2 separate regions of the Homo sapiens genome follow, and region 1 is linked to region 2. Evidence: chromatin contacts called from ENCODE Hi-C data. All regions are on one chromosome and are shown on one strand. Each heading gives the region's core, a stretch centred on a gene start or an enhancer-like site at or near the end of the contact. The rest is flanking DNA. Distances are from core to core; before and after follow the strand shown. Region 1 has its middle 28 kb from the start of TFAM. Region 2 has its middle 47 kb from the start of LINC00844.

Region 1 (6,537 bases), core at 3,758-6,257, 540 kb before region 2:
TGTGCTCATAAATTCATCTTTCTATCTGAATAAATCTGGGTGACCAGAAATTACCTCTGTTGTGGTTTTATTATAAGGATTAGAAAATGATATTGATAGCCTCATGCTCAAAGGAAGCAAAATATAAGCATCTGTGGAAGGGGCTCTTGCTTCCATAAGCAAATTTGGCAGTAGCCACGTTTCAGGGCCCTTTGAGCTTGATGTTGAAGCCAAATCACCCAGCTGGATTTTCCTCTCACAGATCCTGGAGCAGACTCAGTGAGGAGGAGGCGTTAGTTCACCTCAGGTGCTCGTTCCGTGGTCATTATATCATGGTTTCTCAGAGATTGGATCTGCTGCATCAGAATCACCTGGTGTGCTTGTTAAAAAAAAAAAAACACCAGTTCCAGAGCCCAACCCCAGACCTACTGAGTCACAATCTCTAAAGACAGATGCCTTAAATCTTCATTTTCAGCAACCATTCCAGATGATTCTCATGTTCACTAAAATTTAAAATCTACTGCACTAGAGTACATATATATGCTTCTTCCTCAGGTGAGGCTGCCCAGTTCAGGTACAGCTTGGTATCCAGTAGACTCAGGCTGAAGGCATGAGAGGCTGATGGCAAGCTGGATTAAACTGCTCACCTTTCACCCAGCAAATATTCTTTCTAGGTCCTCTTCTTAAATTATTAACCTCCAATGGTAATATAAAAATATACTGGGTTTTTTTGGTTTTGTTTTGTTTTTTTTTGTTTTTTGGTGGGTGTTATTGTTGTTTTACATATCGGGACATAGGGAGCTTGTATCTTTTTAAAGGCTGCATTGTATTCCATTGTATGACTATACCATAACTTTTTTTTTTTTTTTTTTTTTTTGAGACGGAGTCTCGCTCTGTCGCCCAGGCGGAGTGCAGTGGCGGGATCTCGGCTCACTGCAAGCTCCGCCTCCCGGGTTCACGCCATTCTCCTGACTCAGCCTCCCAAGTAGCTGGGACTACAGGCGCCCGCCACTATGCCCGGCTAATTTTTTTGTATTTTTAGTAGAGACGGGGTTTCACCGTTTTAGCCGGGATGGTCTCGATCTCCTGACCTCGTGATCCGCCCGCCTCGGCCTCCCAAAGTGCTGGGATTACAGGCATGAGCCACCGCGCCCGGCCAACCATAACTTTTTAAAAACAGGTTTCCAAACTTTTGGTATTATAGATAATGGTGCAACAAATAATCTTTTTTTAATTTTTTTCCTTTTTTAATTTTTTATTTTTATTATACTTTAAGTTCTAGGATATATGTGCAGAACGTGCAGGTTTGTTATATAGGTATACATGTGCCATGGTGGTTTGCTGCACCCATCAACCCGTCATCTAGGTTTTAAGCCCCGCATGCTTAGGTATTTGCCCTAATGCTCTCCCTTCCGTTGACCCCTACCCCACCGACAGGCCCCAGTTTGTGATGTTCCCCTCCTTGTGCCCATGTGTTCTCATTGTTCAACTCCCATTTATGAGTGAGAACATGTGGTGTTTGGTTTTCTGTTCCTGTACTAGTTTGCTGAGAATGATGGTTTCTAGCTTCATCCATGTCCCTGCAAAGGACATGACCTCATTCTTTTTTGTGGCTGCACAGTATTCCATGGAGTATATGTGCCACATTTTCTTAATCCAGTCTATCATTGATCGGCATTTGGGTTGGTTCCAAGTCTTTGCTATTGTGAAGAGTGTCACAACAAACATACGTCTGCATGTGTCCTATAGTAGAATGATTTATAATCCTTTGGGTATATACCCAGTAATGGGATTGCTGGGTCAAAGTGTATTTCTGGTTCTAGATCCTTGAGGAATTGCCACACTGTCTTCCACAATTGTTGAACTACTTTACACTCCCACCAACAGTGTAAAAGTGTTCCTATTTCTCCACATCCTCTCCAGCATCTGTTGTTTCTTGACTTTTTAATGATCTCCATTTTAACTGGTGTGAGATGGTATCTCATTGTGGTTTTGATATGCACTTCTCTAATCAGCAGTGATGATGAGCATTTTTTCTTGTGTCTGTTGGTCGCATAAATGTCTTGTTTTGAGAAGTGTCTGCTCATATCCTTCGCCCACTTTTTGATGGGGTTGTTTTTTTTTTCCTGTAAATTTGTTTAAGTTCTTTGTAGATTCTGGATATTAGCCCTTTGTCAGGTGAGTGGATTGCAACAATTTTCTCCTATTCCGTAGACTGCCTGTTCACTCTGATGCTAGTTTCTTTTGCTGTGCAGAAGCTCTTTAGTTTAATTAGATCCCATTTGTCAATTTTGGCTTTTGTTGCCATTGCTTTTGGTGTTTTAGTCATGAAGTCTTTGCCCATGCCTATGTCCTGAGTGGTATTGCCTAGGTTTTCTTCTAAGGCAAGGCAAATAATCGTATACATGTCATTTTGCACCTGTATGAACACACCTGTAAGATAAATTTCTTAAAGTGGAATGCTAGATTAGAGGTATATGGATCTGTATTTTTTTATCCATTGTGCCACGTTGCCCTCCACAATATGTGTGTAGTACATAATTTTTAAATGACTACATATTATTCTATGGTAGGGATTGCTGTAATTTGTTTAATTTATCTCTCATTTGTGAACACTGTAATCATTTCTCTATCCCACATTTATTTAGCTCTCAAAGCTATGCTATTTTATTGTACAATGACTAAACTACTCAACATGAGAGATTTGGGAGGATCTTTGTGGTCAGCTTATTATTCTTTTCATTACCACAACAACAGCACTACAAACTCTTTTTCTAAGTGTTTCTCCATCTATGATCTCACTTTTGTGGCTAGACCTCACCTCTAGCCCCTGGGAATTTCTTCTGTGAACGCAGCAGGATGACATCCCTCAAGTCAAATTCCAAAGCCTTAAAGTAGATCAGCAGATCAGGGCCCCCTAATGACTGATTACACACAGCTCTGACCCCACACTTAGCCCCGAGCTTGTTGTTTTCTGCAGCCTTTTATCCCTTCATTTTGAAGATGAGTCCATCTCTTCCCCAGTGAGAAAGCAAACAGTGGAGAGGGAGAGTGTGATGCACTTCCCCCAGGCCATGCAGAGGGCAGCATGCTCTGATCTCTGCCTTGCCTTATTTGCAAATACCTTTCCCTAGTACTAGAAGATTGAAGAGAAAGGTAGGAATGGTAACAGCTCTGGCACCTGGAAACTGCAGGTTGATCTGTACAAGCACAATATAAGTAGTTTTTGCTGAGCATCTCCAGCTTGTCATATTTTAGTTACTACTCTAGCCTCAAACTTGAATGGTTTGATACTGTTTGCCAAAGAGTTTGCAAATATTTAGAGGTTCTCAGAGATGGTGGTCTTGGGATGGAGACAATTCTCAGAAAAGAGTGCTGCAATTCCGGACATGATGGCCTTTGCTCATTAATCTACTTGGCTTCTCTAGCATGAATCCCATTAGGAATCAGAGTGAGATTGAGGGGCTATCGGAAATTAAGCCGGGCCCGGTGGCTCACGCCTGTAATCCCAGCACTTTGGGAGGCCGAGGCGGGCGGATCACCTGAGGTTGGGAGTTCGAGACCACCCTGACCAACATGGAGAAACCCCGTCTCTACTAAAAATACAAAATTAGCCAAGTGTGGTGGCACATGCCTGTAATCCCAGCTGTTCAGGAGGCTAAGGCAGGAGAATTGCTTGAACCCAGTAGGCGGAGTTTGCGGTGAGCTGGAGATCGCGCCGTTGCACTCCAGCCTCGGCAACAAGAGCGAAACTCCGTCTGAAAAAAAAAAGAAATTACTAGGCCCAGAGACCCATGAATATTTAAATCCTGCCAAAGAATAAATAGAAAAGGAAGGCATATACTGAAGGAAGGTTAGCAAAGGGAAACAAACTAACACAATAAATGTGCTTTTGACTTCCAACCCCAATAGAGACAACTCACATAAATTTGTCTACAGTGAAGCCTCTTCTAACCCACCTTCCTCCATCCAAAGATCCCAAGCCACAGTTCCAATTGGCCACAAAATGACCATGGGGGATAAAGGGGGAATAGAAAGATGTGACTGTGACTTAAACTTCTGTGAACATAGACCCTGGACCTTACCACTTTAGCAGCTTGGAAGGAAGATGAGAGAACACTCCTGTGGATGTGATATTGAGGGAAAGTGTGTTGCAAGCAGAGGAAAACGTAAGTGCACTGAGGCAGGAGCATGCTTGGCATGCCCAAGGGTCATCTCCTGATTCTTGGCTTTTATTTACTGTTTAATCTGTAACTCTGACAAGTGTTTTGTGTATCAACTGACAGCTAGAGATGTGATACTTTTAAACATTGTGACTTTCATTCCTTGGCTGTACTGGGCAATATTATATTCAGAAACAGAAACTTTGTTTGTTGACATAAAGTTATTCCCTACTGGCACTTAACATTCTGAAAATCAGTGATGTCACTCTTTTCCTAATCAACATTTATGATGGTGGTATGGTTGGGGGGACCTTGTAAAGACAGATTATAAAGAGAAGTGATATGAATAATACTGGCAATAAATTAAACGCTTTTATTGGAAGACTTCATTTGGATTCATAGTTTGTACAAATGATTCATAATTTACCATGTGCTTTCTGATCATTCCATGAACCATGAGGAATGCTTAAGACTGCCCCCACTCTGATTGTGGAAGAAAAGATAAGCTATACCTAGAGGTCTAAGTTAATAGCACCTCGGTAAAACTTGATCTGTATGGCAGTTGACCCAATCATTTGGAAGTAGTTTTGGTGCCCAGTTTGGTGGATTTTTCCTGGTTTCCATGAGGTTCAGACATCTAGAGCTATTTATCCCAGGAAACTACAGCTAGATTCATTCTCTTATGAGGCTGTTTTCACATTTCTCAAAAGTAGTTTATTCCACAAACATCAGAGGGCAGCATTTGATAGGGATTCCAAAAAGACAGAAAAGCTTGTCCACATCGGACCTGCTTGCATGCTCCACTGGGCTATGCTTTTCTCTCTCCTCTTTCCTGGTTCCATTTCTGTTTTCAAGCCAGGAAATGCCTTCACCTGTGGCTTTCCAGAAACCACTGCTCCCTTCTTCCTCATGGGACACGGTGAACTGGCTGAGGTACATGGTAGATTAGTGCTCCGCCTCCCTTCTCCCTCCTTCTTGGATGCTTTCTTGTACTACACAGGCTGGAAAGCCAAAAATTCCATGTCCTGATTTTCTTATAGTGAAGGTTCCAGATGTGGGAACCTCAGTCCATGATGAAGATCTGACAAAATCTCAGCCAACCCAACGGGGAGCTCCAGAGCAAAGATTGCTCATTAAAGAAACCCACAGAAATGGCCAGGCCCTAGTGTCCTTACTGTGCTCAGTCACTGGGTGGGGGTTACCTTGGAAGAATGCAGATTCGGCTTGAAAGTGAAGGCAGATCATGAATTCATTAACAGCTGAGGCTGCCAGCAAGTTCTTCCTTCAAGGGTGTTATGAGCAGTAAACCTCCATGGTTGCCACAATCCACCCTTGTGCTGTGTGGCTTCGTATCACCATATACACTTGCAGAGCAGCTTCTTTGGGGTCCCAGTGAGCCTCTCTTCCTAAGGGGAAACTGAGAAGAGGGAGCTTAGGGGCTCCAATTGGTATTCACTATCCCCACCTTCCCCACCCAATGTCCATTCTAAATTCCCTGCTTCCTCAGCTACCACCTCCGTGGCTTACCTACTGAGCTGACTCTAACTCCCATTCCTGAGGGGTCTGGACCCCTGATAATCACACTTTTCTCAGATCAGGATGGCTGCACTTGTCCATTCACAGTCACATCTGGATAAAGGAGTAACAGGAAGTGCCCCTGCAGATCACCTGAGTTCTGTAAATGTTCCTCTCAATTGTATAAGAAAGAGGTGTAAGCCTCACCTTTTTCTGCTGGTCAGGGCCAATGACACCTTTCAGGACAATGACTCCTGTTCTTGCCTGCTGGTCCTGAATATAAAGAGCCAAAGTGCCCAGAGGGCAGCTGAGGCTGGTAGTTTAATGGAAATCTTGCTGTGTCCCTTGGCAAGGGTGTGTCCCCTTTTGGAACTGGGACCTCTAATCCTGCAGAGCCCAGAGTTAAAGGGACAAAAAGAAAAGCCCCCTAGTGGGTCATTGAAAATGATGTTAGGTAGGGCCACTTGTGCTTCTATACCTTGGTTCCTACTGGAGACCCAGCAGCATATGGAGGTGTCTGATTCAGTATGTATACTTCATCCTATTGGATGCCTATGAGTTAGTGTTTCAGCTGTGCCTTTTTCAGAGTGTTGCCTGTGAGTTAGTGTTTCAGTTGTTTCTTTCCAGCAAATCATTTCATTACTCTAATAGGCTGGTAGTGTCTGGATGGGGCAGTATGTGATATGACCATTGGGTCTCCTGGTTATGGCTCTCACTCTCATACCTCCTTCTCTCCCATACCTTCAGTGGGTTCTCTGATCAGATGCTGTATTGTCTAGGATTCTATGACTATGGATCAGGCATTCCATAGCCAGACCCTCCAAATCTGATAAAATCCCATGCAGCTATCTTCTACTGTGATGCAGTAACAGAGAGACCC
Region 2 (6,056 bases), core at 2,547-5,046:
AGAGGAAAAAGGTTTTAGTATATTAGAAAGCTGATGAGAAAGATCCAATATAAAGCAAGAGATTTAAGACAGGAGAGAAGGGATAATTTGTAAACCAAGATCTCTTCCCGATGAAGCAGGGCAGGGGACTGGTGGAGGCATAAGTCTTGATTAGAAAGAAGGGCCCCTCTTCCGCAGTGGCAGGAGGCAAGATGGAAGAGTGGCTGTGTAAGTGCATGGGTTTGTAAATGTGGTGGTGGAAAGTTGGAGGATCTCCTCTCAGAATGTCTCTATTTTCTCTATGAAGTAGGAGTTGATGCCATCTGCCTTGAGTATTGGGTGGTGTGAGGAAGTTGGAGGATTGAAGATAGTGAAAAAGTATGGAATCCTCACCATGGAGAATAGGAGAGCTGATGAAAACTCAGTAAATTTCTTGGCAGTGTTTTATGTCCTATTGAGGATGTTGACATGAACACACCATGGCAACACTCTGCCCTGCTGCATTTTCTGCAGTGATGCTCAGCAACTTTGGTCAATAGTTGGGTTCCTGAGAGAGGCCAGGTAAATGGGATGAAAGGATAGTGGGCAAAGGAATTGAAGAAACTGATAAAAGAATGGTTGAAGTAACAGGATATTGAATATAAATAGGATAGGGAAGGAAGCAAAGGAAGGAGGACACTGATATTCTGAGTCAGTGAGATAAGTGAGAAATTGTAAAGGTAGTCAAATGAATTCAAAGAGCTGGTTTAATTGAAATAACTCAAAGAGCCATCTAAAATGATAAGAATTGGGAAATGTCTGAGTTCTTGATTTTGAAGGTAGGACAGTGGTTCTGGGTGCTGTCAAGGCCAAAAGAAGGGCAATGAAAACACATGACCAAAGGAGAATATCACTAGAGATGAAGAGTTCAAGGAAGTGAGCAGCCAGGATGTTGGGTATTACCATAGATAATAAAGTCACACAGCATATTGATATTAGGATCTGGATAGGAGCCCAAGATTTTGTAGACAATAGTGACAAAGAGGGATTGAGGATGTTAGAGCCAAAAGCATGAGTCTCAATGAGAACACTGCCTCCAGACTCTACGATATGTGATTGAGCAAATGCTCCTTGAAAAACCTGGACAGAAAGTTATGTCTACAGGCAAGCCAACATCCTACGAAATGGGGATGATAATACCTATACCTTAGGGTTGTCAGGGTTAAATGAGAGCATGTATTTTGAAATATCTTATATATATATATATATAATGGTAGTTTTGTATATTTAAAAACAATACAATCAACAATGCACAAGACACTATGCTAAGTGTATTTTGTGTATTATCTCATTTAATCCTAATGGTCTGATGGGGCAGGTACTATTATTATCTGCATTTATAAGTGAAGAAGCTGGGTTTTGGAAGGGTTAACTTGAACAGGCCATTCAGCTCAGAAGTGGCGAATGTGAACTCAAGCAGTCTGGGGCCAGAGCCCACACTTAAACACTATTACATGCTTCCTATGTTTTTTTTGTTTGTTTAGTTTGCCTGGTTTGAAACAACTGTATCAGATTGCCCATATGAACAAACTCAAGATATGAATTTATTTTGAAATAATGTAAACTAAACCTAAATTAAGTCAGGCTCTAAGCAAGACAGAATTTTGGGGTAAATGTGAAAATTCCCTAAACTGTAGTGTTTATGCTATTTTCAGCATGAAAATCCCACTACCATCATACCCTACTTGTAGGGCCAGGCAAGGGGATAAAGGCCAGTCAATAACTATTGAGCTGTGTCTCAAGTCAAATCTACCAGGCTATTTTGGACTGTTTGATCTTGACTGATGACTAAGAAATAACAGGATGAGTCAGGGAAGAGATGAAAATGAATTCAGAGTAAGTGCAGCAGCTAATAGTAGAAGTAGGTGGAAATAAAAGGAAATATATTGGCAGATGTGGAGTGATGAGGGGCGTAGTGAGGGGAAACCATGGGCTCCAGTCACCTGCATCTCCTTGATGTGAAATTGAGAAGGGATGGTGGAGGGGACTGTTACATCTCTCATGGGTTTTGCAATGAGAGAATTGTCACTTGCATTGAGCAGTGTCTCTGAGCCATCAGGGGACAGATAGAGCACAAATTAGAGTCCAGATTTTCCAAGAACTCTGAGTTCTTCCCTAAGAGAGAAAAGAGGGCAGTAGTAATGTCCAAATCACAAGAACCTTGGTCTGGCCTTGGATGTTTCATTTGGACCTCCCAGTCCTCATTTAAACCACACACTAACATTCTGAGTAAACATGAACATTCTCATTTTTTCTGTCACTGAGGAGCAAAGGTCTCTGGTACCTTGATGCAGTCCTCTGTAATTTTGACGTCCAGATGGTGCCATTGTCCATGGGGACTGTGTTGAGATGGAAAGGGTACACAGGGATTCAGGTGTAAACCAATGACATTCCAGATCATGTCTGTGGGCAATGGTGAGCATCAGTCTCCTAGAGGTTGAGACTTGAAGGGAGATGATCATGAGAAGGGTTTAATTGAATAAATATTAATATTTCTATTAGCTAGTTCTTATTTTTGTTCAAGAGGAAACATGTTTTTATTACAACCCTGAAGGTACTAAAATAGTACCCCGATTGATCGGAAACCCCCTGGGACCCGACAGTATTTTCCTTTGTCAGATCGCTGGACAACAATGGTCCCAGAGATATGAAGTAAAGGTGTTACTTTTCCAAATTATGGAAGCAAATGACCAGCCTGGACCTGTTCATTAGCTGGCGGTACTGTTTTGAGTAAAGAAAAATTTTAAAGATACACTCCGAGCCAAAGAGTTCCAGGGAAATTTTTTTGAAGTACCCAGTGAGAACTTCCCGGCAGCCACATCTTCTTTCTTTCCTTTGTTTTAGAAGTTCAGTCCCTAAAGTGCTCTGTTCCAAGAATTGTTAGGGAAAGATGAAACTCTTCTGGCAGGTACTGGGATGTTTGGTTTGTTTTGACTCTGCGTTGATCTCAGGAATGTTAACAGGCGTGTTTCCATGCAAACCACACAATAAAAAGATGACTATGGTTAAATCTAGTCCCTTGGGGTAGCTAAAAAAAATTTTTTTAAAAATGTACCTATTGGAAAACCTAGTGCTTCTGTAGCCAATTCTGCCAGATTAACAGAGGAGGCCTTTCTGGAAGGCTCTACACTGATCCTGTCAATTCTTATTAGGATGGCAGTTCCTAGCTCTTTCCATTATGGTTTGTCAGTTTTTCCATTAAAGATCATGGCTTTTCGGAACACAAACATCTGGTGTGTTTCGAATCCCTCAGGATCTTGCTGATGGCATACAATTTAATGGCAGGCAGTGCACGTCTTGCACCACATCTTTGCCTAAGTTTCTGGTGCGAAATTCCAAGTTTTGTAAATCTAGTCTTTCCCACACAATCCTGTACAGCTGTTTTCAGATCCAGGAAATCCTTGGACAGAAAGCAGATATGCTTTCTGGGATGTGATGAGCTTTATACAAGGGGGTAAGAGATTCCTGGCGTGTAAACTTGAACAAGTCTCAATTGTTCCATTTCCTTTTGGAAAAAGTCAAGGTCAACACTGTTGACCAGATGTACTTCAGTTAGTATCCAGAATTACGATGAAGAATAAGAACCAAGAGGCTGATTTTGTCAGGAGGCCTAGGTTAGAGTTCAGACCTTCCACCGATTAGCTGTATGGCCCAGGGTGGTCATTTATACTCTGTGGGAAATGGTTTCCCTTTGGGTAAAATGAAATGGTTGGGCATGTTGGAATCTATGCCCCTCCTAGCTTCTGGAACCCAGAAGATTCCAGAGAAAATGAAAATGCTTGTCAGAGGTTTCATAGTACTACCCCGTAGCACCAGTAGATGGCAGACTCGCATTATAGTCTGAAATTGATACCACAGTATGATACTGGTCACATTGTGAAGGTAGGTACAATTTAATGATCATTAAAAAAACCAAAAGAATGAAAAAAAAAAGTGTTGTTCTTAACCAGCAGGCTCATGTAATCCTAGGCAAAGTTCTCTGTTTCTATTAACCTTAATGAGGACTCCATACTTGCCCAATGACCATCTTTTAAACTGTGCTTGGAAAGGCAATATATCTCCATTGGGGCAAACCATGCATTTCCTCTCTCACTAACTCTGATTAATTCATTCAACAACGATTTGTCTGATGTTCAGTGTGTTCCAGGTCTTGGGCTCAGTGCTGGGGATACAGAGATAAACAAAAGAGACAGTCCCTGCACTCAGGAATCTCATCCCCCAGAGGAATGAGACAGCCACTGAACAAGTAGTTGTCACTGTGGTGCAAGTCTACTGAGAAGTACATACTAGACAATGTAACATGGATGCTAGAGGAGGAGTGACAGGGATAACTTCCCTGTGAAGTACTGGATGTATGAGAATGAGTGAGGGCTGGCTTAGCAGACAGGAAATTAGTTGAGGAGAGAAGTTCAGGCAGAAGAAACAGTAGGTGTGAAGCTGCATAGGGAGAGAGAGGGAAAAGATCAGTGCAGGAGCTAAAAGAAGCTGGAATGACTATGGCATTGAACCAGGCAGGGAGTAGTATGAGATGAGGAAACCAGATCTCATGGGGGCTATCGACCATGCAAAGGAGAACGCTGATTTCATAGAATTCTTGATTTCTCCATGATGTTGTTGATAAGGGTGATTTTTATCAGATTTGTTAGCAGGCATCTTGGTGAGTAAAGAAGCCTGTTATGCTGGCCAACATGGTGAAACCCCATCTCTACTAAAAATACAAAAATTAGCTGGGCATGGTGGTGCACACCTGTAGTCCCAGCTACTCAGGAGGCTGAGGCAGGAGAATCCCTTGAGCTCAGGAGACAGAGGTTGCAGTGAACCAAGATCTCGCCATTGCACTCCAGCCTGGTGACAGAGTTAAAAAAAAAAAAAAAAGAAGCCTGGTATGACAGTAAAAGAGAGAATAGGCTCATTTTGACTGGGAAGTTGTAGGAGAAAAAAGGTGTGATGCCTTTCCTCACCCATCATAAAGGTCACGGCTGACACTCCTATAACAAAAGTCAGATTAACAAGAGAAAATAATAATAAATGTATTTAATCAAAGTTTTACATTATAGGAGGCTTCAGAAATGAAGACTCAAAGACCCAGAGAAAACTGTTTCTATGCTTAGGTTTATTGAAGAATAGACAGCCATGTAGAAATGTGATTAAACAAAAGGGTATGATCTAATGGTAATAGACTCAGGTGGAGAACCCAGCAAGGCCTGTCTGTTCAGATTCTTCTTGGCCTCTCTGTGCAGCATTCCTTCTTCCCAGGTATGGGGCAGGACCCTCTGGAATGAGGGTCTTTAAGATGTTTCAGTAGGTAGCTAGTCAGGCATAAGCAGGGCAGGAGAGGGTTCAGCCTTCCCCACATACACACATGAGGAATGGAATGTCAGGTGACCATCAGGTGATGGTGAGGCAACTGTTAGCTCTCTCTATAAAATAATTTGTCAGAACCGGCACCAGGTAAGGGCAGTTTCCCAACAGATAGAAAAAATCTGAAACTGGTGAGCGGCAGCTTCTCAATAAGATTTCAGGAGTTTGGTGAGTGGGCTCAAACATGCACATTAAGAGGTAAAATGGCAGAGTTTAACTGGTATATGACTTTCCTCTAGGAATGCTAGACTGGTAAGGGAAGAATACCTCAAGTGAACATGCGTACAACTCCAGTAAACACACTGCGCATGTTCCCCTCCCAGGTGCTAGCAGGCTACTGCACACCTTGGCAGCCTGCTCCAAAGGAAGAATCAGGGGAGAAGTAATGCAAGACACCAGAAGTATGCCAATGCATAAAACCCCAAGTCAAAAGGTCAAACTGCACACTTGATCTCTCAAGTCACCTGCTTGGCCCTCTTCTAAGTATAGTTTATTTCCTTTTATTTCTGATCTAAAGCTTTTTAATTAACGTTCACTCCTGCTCTAAAACTTGCCTCGGTCTCTTCTCCTGCCTTATGCCCCTTGCTTGAATTCTTTCTTCTGAGGAGGCAAGAATTGAGATTGCTGTAGACCTGTATGGATATGGATTTGACACCAGTAACAAAGGGAGAAGGGAA

The links. Hi-C counts contacts between places; a loop is a spot of excess contacts on that map. Pooled maps may share reads with other maps.
Region 1: a loop to region 2 is called in a map of mammary epithelial cell, with 19 times the contacts of the local background. The contact joins two enhancer-like sites. A Hi-C loop is called at or near these places in 7 of 168 maps with a recorded cell type or tissue (Caco-2, Calu3, IMR-90 and 4 more) and 12 of 50 pooled maps.

Annotation. Positions count from the first base shown.
Region 1 is chr10:58,409,849-58,416,385 of GRCh38, forward strand. No RefSeq gene overlaps it. Among named protein-coding and RNA genes, the nearest start is that of TFAM, 28 kb to the left of the region's middle. Within about 2 kb of position 5,008, at least 2 of the 41 ENCODE cell types and tissues checked have a DNase peak (open chromatin) inside an H3K27ac peak, as active enhancers do.
Region 2 is chr10:58,949,020-58,955,075 of GRCh38, forward strand. No RefSeq gene overlaps it. Among named protein-coding and RNA genes, the nearest start is that of LINC00844, 47 kb to the right of the region's middle. Within about 2 kb of position 3,797, at least 9 of the 41 ENCODE cell types and tissues checked have a DNase peak (open chromatin) inside an H3K27ac peak, as active enhancers do.